Linked DNA regions of Homo sapiens: region 1 is linked to region 2. A link is a contact called in ENCODE Hi-C or POLR2A ChIA-PET data. All regions are on one chromosome and are shown on one strand. Each heading gives the region's core, a stretch centred on a gene start or an enhancer-like site at or near the end of the contact. The rest is flanking DNA. Distances are from core to core; before and after follow the strand shown.

The links. A loop is a pair of places that touch in the nucleus more often than their neighbours do. ChIA-PET counts read pairs that join two places held with the same protein, here RNA polymerase II (POLR2A). Pooled maps may share reads with other maps.
Region 1: POLR2A ChIA-PET joins it to region 2 with 14 read pairs in activated T-cell. The contact joins two enhancer-like sites. A Hi-C loop is called at or near these places in 1 of 168 maps with a recorded cell type or tissue (CD4-positive, alpha-beta memory T cell) and 11 of 50 pooled maps. POLR2A ChIA-PET finds 5 or more read pairs at or near these places in 6 of 52 experiments (AG04449, Caco-2, Panc1 and 3 more).

The regions. Positions count from the first base shown.
Region 1 is chr9:133,197,702-133,201,813 of GRCh38, reverse strand. No RefSeq gene overlaps it. Among named protein-coding and RNA genes, the nearest start is that of OBP2B, 9.5 kb to the left of the region's middle. RefSeq lists an enhancer at 1,077-1,798. Within about 2 kb of position 1,978, at least 8 of the 41 ENCODE cell types and tissues checked have a DNase peak (open chromatin) inside an H3K27ac peak, as active enhancers do.
Region 2 is chr9:133,133,245-133,137,417 of GRCh38, reverse strand. It overlaps a transcript of RALGDS not described here. Among named protein-coding and RNA genes, the nearest start is that of RALGDS, 14 kb to the right of the region's middle. RefSeq lists enhancers at 3,160-3,449, 4,164-4,173. Within about 2 kb of position 1,802, at least 31 of the 41 ENCODE cell types and tissues checked have a DNase peak (open chromatin) inside an H3K27ac peak, as active enhancers do.

The DNA.
Region 1 (4,112 bases), core at 729-3,228, 64 kb before region 2:
GCTTGGTGATAGGCAGATTCACTCATCTGGCAGTAGGTTAGCAAGACTATCATACTGTATGTGCAAAAGAGAGATGGGCAGAAGTTTAAAAAGTTCTATTTTGCCTGCAAAAGTAAAGGCGGCGTCTGGCTTGCTCCTGGGCCCTAAGGAACGCTGAGCACCTGCCCAGAGGATGCCAGTGACGGTGGGGCTGCAGGTGCCTGTCTCGCCTGGCATTGCCAAAGGTTGGGTGGGCAGAAACCCTCAGCCGTCTGAAGAAGCAGGGCATTTCAGATCAGCCCCCAGCAGGAAGGTCCCATGAGGCCCTGGTGAGAGCTGACCGGAGGACATGGGGTCCCAGCCACCTGTTGGACACCATGGTGTGGGCAGGTCTGGGAAGCTTTTCTCCTCTTTTTTTTTCTTTTATGAGACACTGTCCTTCTCTGTTGCCTAGGCTGGAGTGCAGTAGTACAATCACAGCTCACTGTAGCCTTGATATCTCAGGCTCAGGCAATCCTGAGTAGCTCAGCCTCCTGAGTAGCTGCCACTACAGGTGTGCACCACTATGCCCAGGTAATTTTTTTTTTTCTTAGAGACAGAAACTCCCAACGTTGCTCAGGCTGGTCTCAAACTCCTAGGCTCAGATGATCCTCCTACCTTGGCCTCCCAAAGTGCCTGAATTCCAGTCATGAGCCACCGACTGTGCCTGGCCTCTTCTCTTCTTGTTGGTGTTTGTCTATTACACATAGTGAACAGCAGGAGAAATATATCCGAGGGCTGGTGGCAGTGCCCTCTCCCTAACTCACCCCTAAACCCCGCTAACAGACACGGAACAGAACCAGAGCCGGGAGGTTTATTCTCTCAATGCAGGGGGATTCCTGGAGGTTTATTGTCAATGCAGGGGGATTCCGTTGCCACTTGCTGCCATCTCTGCACGATCAGCTCCTATGCATCTTCCCTTGGACTTGTCTGTGCTCAGCGCCAGGCCCCCGCCCACCCGCTTGCCTGGTGAGTGCCTCTCATTGGCTCCTCTCCTCGGATCAGCGCTCGCCTCCCCCCAGGTCACTTCACTTTCTTCCGTTCCTGGCCTGGTACCGCATTCTTGGATATCAACCTTTTTCTCCGAACAATCCATGGATGCTTGTTCTTCCTTTCTGTGTGCGTTTAGGGGTTCGTTTTATTAAAAACAAACAAACAAAAGCGCTTTATATTCTTGATCTTTCGAGATCTTTCCAGGATCATTTATTTTCATCTTTTAAGTCCAAGAGCTTTCCAGGATGCGCAGGCCTGTGTCTCTCCTCACCTGCCTTGCCTGAATTTGTGAGCGCTAGCAATCTCACGCTCACACTCTGCGGCGTTCCTTCTGCTCGGAGAAATTTTATGCCATTCTTGGTCTCCTGTCCTCCATCCGTGTGCCTCCCTGCTCCTGGAACGCCCGGGGTTTGCAGGGAAGGCTCCCGCGCGCCCGGCCCCCTCCCGCCCGCGGGCTCTCACTCAGCTCTGGCTGAGAGCTTCCTCTTCGCGGTGGTCTTCACCTTTTACGTCTGGTTGCGGTCTCTCCTGCATCGTCTCACTCATTTCCCCATTTGTAAAGCACGTGTTTCCGAGCCCAGTCTGCTTTTGCGCCGTGGCCTCCTGTCCTCAAGGGGCGCGTTACTGGTTTGGCGCCCGCGGTGGCTTCCGCTGCCGTCGGGGCGCTCTGGTTCCCGCTCTCTGGGCCACTCACGAGCTGCGTTCCTTTGCCCGTCCCCGGGCTCAGGTCCAGGTGCTGCTTCTCCCGGCAGGCGTGACCTGAGATTGTCGTGGGTCCCGCAGTCACTGGCTCTGCGGACGTTTTGCTCATCTCCTGCAGAGAATCCTGGAGGAAGCCCTTCTATCCCCAGCCTCCTTGGGGCAAAGGCCGGGGTGCCCAGGTCTCAGGCTGCAGGGCATCATTGCCTGCGAGCAGTTCTCTGGGGGCAGGCCAGGGGCCGGCCAGCGGGGCCTTGTGGAATGTCACGGGAGTGGCACTGCCTTTCCGTGGGGCCTGTGGGTCACACTCCCTCCAAGAAGGGGAACGGACCCACCCCTGGCGGAGTCCTGGGCCTCCGTCCCTGGCTCCCGGGAGGCCTGCCTGGGAACGCAGCTGCAGCTGGGAGAGGAAGGCACCGGAGGTTCCCACACCGCCGCTCTTCCAGAACTCGCTCCGCCGCCGATTTGGAGCAGCTTACATTTTGTTTTGTCTCTGCTTCCATCCGCAGTATTTATTTCTGCCTCCTGTGTTTCTGTTCTTCTCCAGTCTCCCCAGAGTCCATTTCTTTCTTTCCATCTCTATAAGGAACCAGCTTCTGCCTCCGAGGAGTGTCTCTGCCTCTCCGTGTGCCGACTCCCAGCTCGCACTCCTGTCTCACGTTCCCTTGGCATTTTGGTTTTGCTCTGTTATTTGTTCGTTTGTTTATTGAGACGGAGTCTCACTCTGTCCCCCAGGCTGGAGTGCGGTGCGCCATCTCAGCTCACTGCAACCTCCGCCTCCCGGGTTCAAGTGATTCTCCTCCCTCAGCCTCCCAAGTAGCTGGGACTACAGGAGAGGGCCACCACGCTTGGCTAATTTTTGTTTTCGTGGGTTTTTTTTTTTGAGACAGAGTCTCACACTGTCGCCCGGGCTGGAATACAGTGGGGCCATCTCGCTCACTGCAACCTCCGCCTCCCAGGTTCAAGCGATTCTCCTGCCTCAGCCTCCTGAGTAACCGGAATTACAGGTGCCCGCCACCACGCCCGGCTTATTTATTTATTTATTTATTTTGTATTTTAAGTACCACCACGCCCGGCTTATTTATTTATTTATTTATTTATTTATTTTGTATTTTAAGTAGAGATGGGGTTTCACCATGTTGACCAGGCTGGTCTGGAACTCCTGACCTTGTGATCCGCCTGCCTCGGCCTCCCAAAGTGCTTGGGATTACAGGCGTGAGCCACTGCACCAGGCCTAATTTTTGTATTTTTAGTAGAGACGGAGTTTCACCATGTTGGCCAGGCTGGTCTTGAACTCCTGACCTCAAGTGATCCACCCGCCTCAGCCTCCCAAAGTGCTGGGATTACAGGCATGAGCCACTGCTCCTGCCCTGCTCTGTTATTATTTTTAATATTGATTTGAACACTTGGTTCATTTATTTGTATGTTATATGTTTCTTTTTTTTTTTTTTTTTTTTTTTTTTTTTTGAGACAGGGTCTTGCTCTGTCGCCCCAGGCTGGAGTGCAGTGACATGATCTTGGCTCACGGCAACCTCTGCTTCCTGGGTTCAAGAGATTCTCCTGCGTCAGCCTCCTGAGTAGCTGGGATTACAGGTGCCCACCACCATGCCCGGCTAATTTTTGTATTTTTTTTTTTTTAGTAGAGGCAGGATTTCACCATGTTAGCCAGGCTGGTCTTGAACTCCTGGCCTGAAGTGATCCACCTGCCTCGACCTCCCAAAGTGCTGAGATTACAGGCGTGAGCCACCGCGCTCGGCCATATTTCCATGTTTTATGTTTCTAATGCTTATGTCTGTAATTTTCTGAGTGCAACAAAGGACACCTTTAGCTGCATCCAACAAATGTTGATAGAGATTGCTGTCACTGTTATTCATTTCTCAGTAGTTCATAAGTTCCTTTGTAATCCTAAGAGTATACACTGTCTATGGGAATCTGTTGATAGTTCCTTTCTGATACATGGCTGAAAAGTTTTTGCAAACATTTCTCATGTGCTTGAACTTAATTTGTGGGTTTTGGTAGTTGCATATTTCCACAAACACCTATTAGATGAACTTAACTGATCATGTTACTTACATCTTACACTCTCAAATATTTTTCTCTACTTCATCCATTTGTTTCTGAATATCTCCGTTAAATAATCCCGCTTCAGTTGTTGATTTCTCATGTTCTCCTTAAATTCAATTAGTTTTTGCTCCATATATTTAGAATTTACAATTGTTTTGGTGTGGCCAGCTCAATGGTGGTGATTTTCTTTTCCCTAAGGATGATCATTCCTGTTATCAGCACCAAGCATCTTTGTGTGTTCACATTTGATGTTTCTCCTCATATTTCACAGCAACTTCTTTTGGAAAATATATTTTCCTTTTCATTCTTTGTTTTTTAACGTGAGTCTCTTTCTGATT
Region 2 (4,173 bases), core at 553-3,052:
AGAGTCTGGCCCATCGAGCTCACTTGTTCATCTAGGCATTTATGGAGAGCCAGCTGTGTGCTAGATGCTGTTCTAGGCATCAGGACCCTGGGGAACAGAGTCCCTGCTCTCAAGGAGCTTACAAACTCCCCGCCATGGGGGGCATGAAAGGACCCCGTGGTAGGTGAATTGTGTTGTTTTGTTTTGAGACGGAGTCTTGCTCTGTCGCCCAGGCTGGAGTGCAGTGGCACGATCTCAGCTCACTGCAACCTTTACCTCCCGGGTTCAAGTGGTTCTCCCGCTTCAGCCTCCCGAGTAGCTGGGACTACAGGTGCACCACCACACCCGTCTATTTTTTGTATTTTTAGTAGAGATGGGGTTTTACCGTGTTGGCCAGGCTGGTCTCAAACTCCTGAGCTCAAGTGATCCGCCCGCCTCGGCCTCCCAAAGTGCTGGGATTACAGGCGTAAGCCACCACGCCCAGCCTTGTTTCGTTTTTTGAGACGAAGTCTTGCTCTGTCGCCTAGGCTGGAGTATGCAGTGGTGCTATCTCAGCTCACTGCAACCTCCACCTCCTGGATTTAAGCCAGTCTCCTGCCTCAGCCTCCTGAGTAGCTGGGATTACAGGCACGCACCACCATGCCCAGCTAGTTTTTTTGTTTGTTTTTGAGATGGAGTCTTGCTCTGTCGCCCAGGCTGGAGTGCAGTGGCACGATCTTGGTCACTGCAACCTCTGCCTCCCAGGTTCAAGCAGTTCTCTGCCTCAGCCTCCCGAGTAGCTGGGGTTACAGGCGCCGCCACCACGCCTGGCTAATTTTTGTATTTTTAGTAGAAACAGGGTTTCACCATGTTAGCCAGGCTGGTCTTGAACTCCTGACCTCATGATCCACCCGCCTCGGCCTCCCAAAGTGCTGGGATTACAGGCGTGAGCCACCGCACCCGAGCTAGTTTTTTTGTATTTTTAGTAGATGCAGGGTTTCACCACATTGACCAGGCTGGTCTCGAACTCCTGAGCTCAAGTGATTCACTTGCCTTGGCCTCCCAAAGTGCTGGGATTACAGGCGTGAGCCACCGCGCCCGGCCAAGGTGAAATGTTTTAATGTCCCTCCTTCCATCCATACCCGCGCTGCCCCCTCAGCCCTCCTGGCCTGTCTGCAGTTGTAGCACCTGCTCCTGCCCCATGGGCCCCATCAGCCTTCCCTGTTCTGTTTTTGCCTTCTGGAGCATTCTTATTTTCAAAAATGCATTTTACTTATTATGACCTAGGCCAAAGGTGATTTTTATGTGTTGTGTTTTTCCCTGGTCTATCGCTGGCACTTGAATAGTGCCCGGCACCTAGTAGGTGTTCAGTAAATTCGCGTGGTCTGGCTGTGTGAATATAGTTGTGCCCCGGGCCCTCTCTGTGGTCTGCAGACAGTGCAGGCTACAAACTCTGTTACTGATCCTCATCTCCTTCAGTAGAGAAATGGACATTGTTTAGAAACTCTATGGCAGTTGACATTGCTGCAACATTTCACCTGCATTTTACAGAAGTATCAGCTGGCCTTGAATTCAAAATAAGAACTCTGGTTCTTCCCTGCAGAGGATGCCACCTTGGGGTGCCATTTTTTTGACACGGAGCATGTGCCAGGCCCTATCTTGAGTGCTTCCCATCCAGTGTTTCATTTCAGCATGCAGTCTTTTTGAGGCAGAGATGTTCCCTGTTGATGGGCTAGAACCAAGGCTCAGCAAGGGAAAGGAACCTGCCTGGCTCACCCAGCTCCACCCAGCCAGGAAGTGACAGGATGAGGGTTTGGCCCAAGACTCCTGACACTGTAGGCCCCAGCTCCCAGCCACTGCTTGGATCCTTACAGTTAGACGTTGGGTTCCTCCTGGAGCTGGACCTGGGGGCAGGCAGGGTTGGGGAGGGGAGCTGCGGTGCCCTTGGCAGGGCTGGGTCCTGCTGGGCTCAAAGCCAATGGGAGCGGCTGGGGCAGGGCCTGGATTCTTGGATCCTCAGCTTCTTGGCAACCTGCGTGACTCAGTGGGCTGGTAATAGGGGCCGGCGGGCAGGCAGCCAGTGCAGGGGAGCCCTGCGGTGGGTGAATCAGCCAGTTGCTGAATTACTGTCCTGCCTGGGGTGGTGCCAAGCCCCAACTGCCAAAATAAGCACAGCCCCTCTTTGCCTTTCTCTCCCCACTCCAGGGTGGCCCACCTTCCACATGCCTTGGCAGGTGTGTCCTGTGGCTCTGCTGCTCCTGGGAGTCCCCGGGTCTCCCTAGCCTGGAGCAGGGGAAAGGTCCTCCCCACTGGGGTGTGTAGCCTTCCACAAGTCATTCTGCGGCTCTGCCTCCCCACCACACACAGGGGCCCTCCTGTGAACTGGAGGTCATTGAGATACTTGCACCCTGAACTTAGAAGGGCACCGTGAGGATAAAATCACCTTTGACTCTTTATGAAAAGTCATAAAGAGTCTTCCTGCTAGGAGTTTGCAGGAAGGAGTGACTGGGAGCGCAAACCTGAGAGTCAGACAGGATTGGAAGCCCTGCTCTGCTGTGTGGCTTTGGATGAGCTTTGTGCCATCTCTGAGCTTCATCCTCAAACTCACCTGCAAAACCTGCGTCACATATCATGATGGTGAAATGATACCCGCATTGGCATGGCAGTGCGTAGTAGAAATTATCAGAGGGTTGTTGACTCTGGTTTAGGCGCCAGGTTGGAGGCAGCAGTGATCAGCAGAAATGGAAGTCAGAGTCCCCAGCCTAGGCCTCCTACAGGGGACAGACCACCCACCCCAGGGACAGGGTCCCAGCAGCGTCAAGTCTGTGTGCTGCCTGGAACAAATCTACTTGTGATCCTTAATTTGGAACAGAGTAGAGGAAAGCAAGCAGCCTTGGGGGCCGGACTTACACCCTGCCTTGGCACTGACACGCTGTGTGACATCAGGCAAGTTGTTCGCCCTCTCTGGGCCTCAGTTTTCTCAGTTTTACAACAGAGATGATGACTGTGGCCTCATCTTTCTGGCAGAGGCTGTCTGGAAAAGTGCTTTGTCCCCATTGAGGTGTGCTAAAGGCGGCGCCAGACTAGGCTCTAGGGTACGAAGGGGTGTCAGGAGTTGATCCTGCCTGCCAGGCTTCTGAACGTGGCAAGAATTTGCCTCTGGGCTGCACAGTGACAGGTGTCAGTGATGCCCCCGTCCCTGGGAGTCTCCTAGTCAGAGCCAAAGAGGGAGGGGATGCCAGGCATAGGTGCAGCCTCCAGGGGCAGGATCTGTCTCCTGCACGACCACAGCATCACTACCTAGCAGAGCCGGCTGGGCCTGAATGTGTGTTGAGCGACTTGACGGGGCCTCAGGTTCCCAGAAGCCAGGGGGAGGGGAGCTGGAGTGTCCCCCCAGCTGGACACCGAGTCTGGCCAGCAGCTCCCTGAGTCAAGTTAGCAGCAGGAAAGAGGAGCAAAAGCCAGGCCTCGGCCTCTGCTATCTGCTTCCTGGACAGGATGTGGTGCCGAGTAAACAGCTTCGCGAGGAGTCACTGCTCTGGCTCTGAGTCACAGCTCCTAGCGACAGCTGCACAGTGTTTGTAAACAATGGGCCTCACACCCAGCCAGGGCCTGCCCCTACCTAGAAAGGTGCCTGTGGGTTGGGTTTTGCTAGCCTGGGCTTGTGTGTGTGGCCAGGTGCATTATCCCAGGCCACCCGGCGTGCTGGGCAGAGCATCGTGGGACCACTGGTAGGTCGTGTGTCCTGGGAGAAGCCTGGGGTCAGGGTCGTCGTAAGCTTCATGCACAGTAGCTGGAAATGTTTGTGCCATGTATGGCCCTCACTAGGCCCAGCTCCTGAAGGCAGCCAGAGTTGCGGTGGGGAGGCTGCAGGTGGAGCTCCTCCAACTGGCCTCACCCCCAGGCCCCAGCGCCTCGGCTGTCCATGGCAGTCTTCGTTCCAGGCAGTGACAGTGATGTGGCGCATCACGTGGCGGCCTGGCCAGCAGGGAACAAAGACCCTGCTCTCCCCCAGGCTGGCGGCAGAGGCAGGGCCAGGGACCACGTGGGTGGGAGGAGGGGTGCATGGCCCTGCTGCTCCCCTCCTGCCAGCACCACCTCCTCGGGACTCCTGCATTTCTGCGTGGCAGCTGGTGCTGCTCCTCCTGCAGCCTGACTGTGTCAGCAGTCCCTCGATGGCCTTTCCAGCAAGCTCAGTGCCCACTGCCCCGGGTA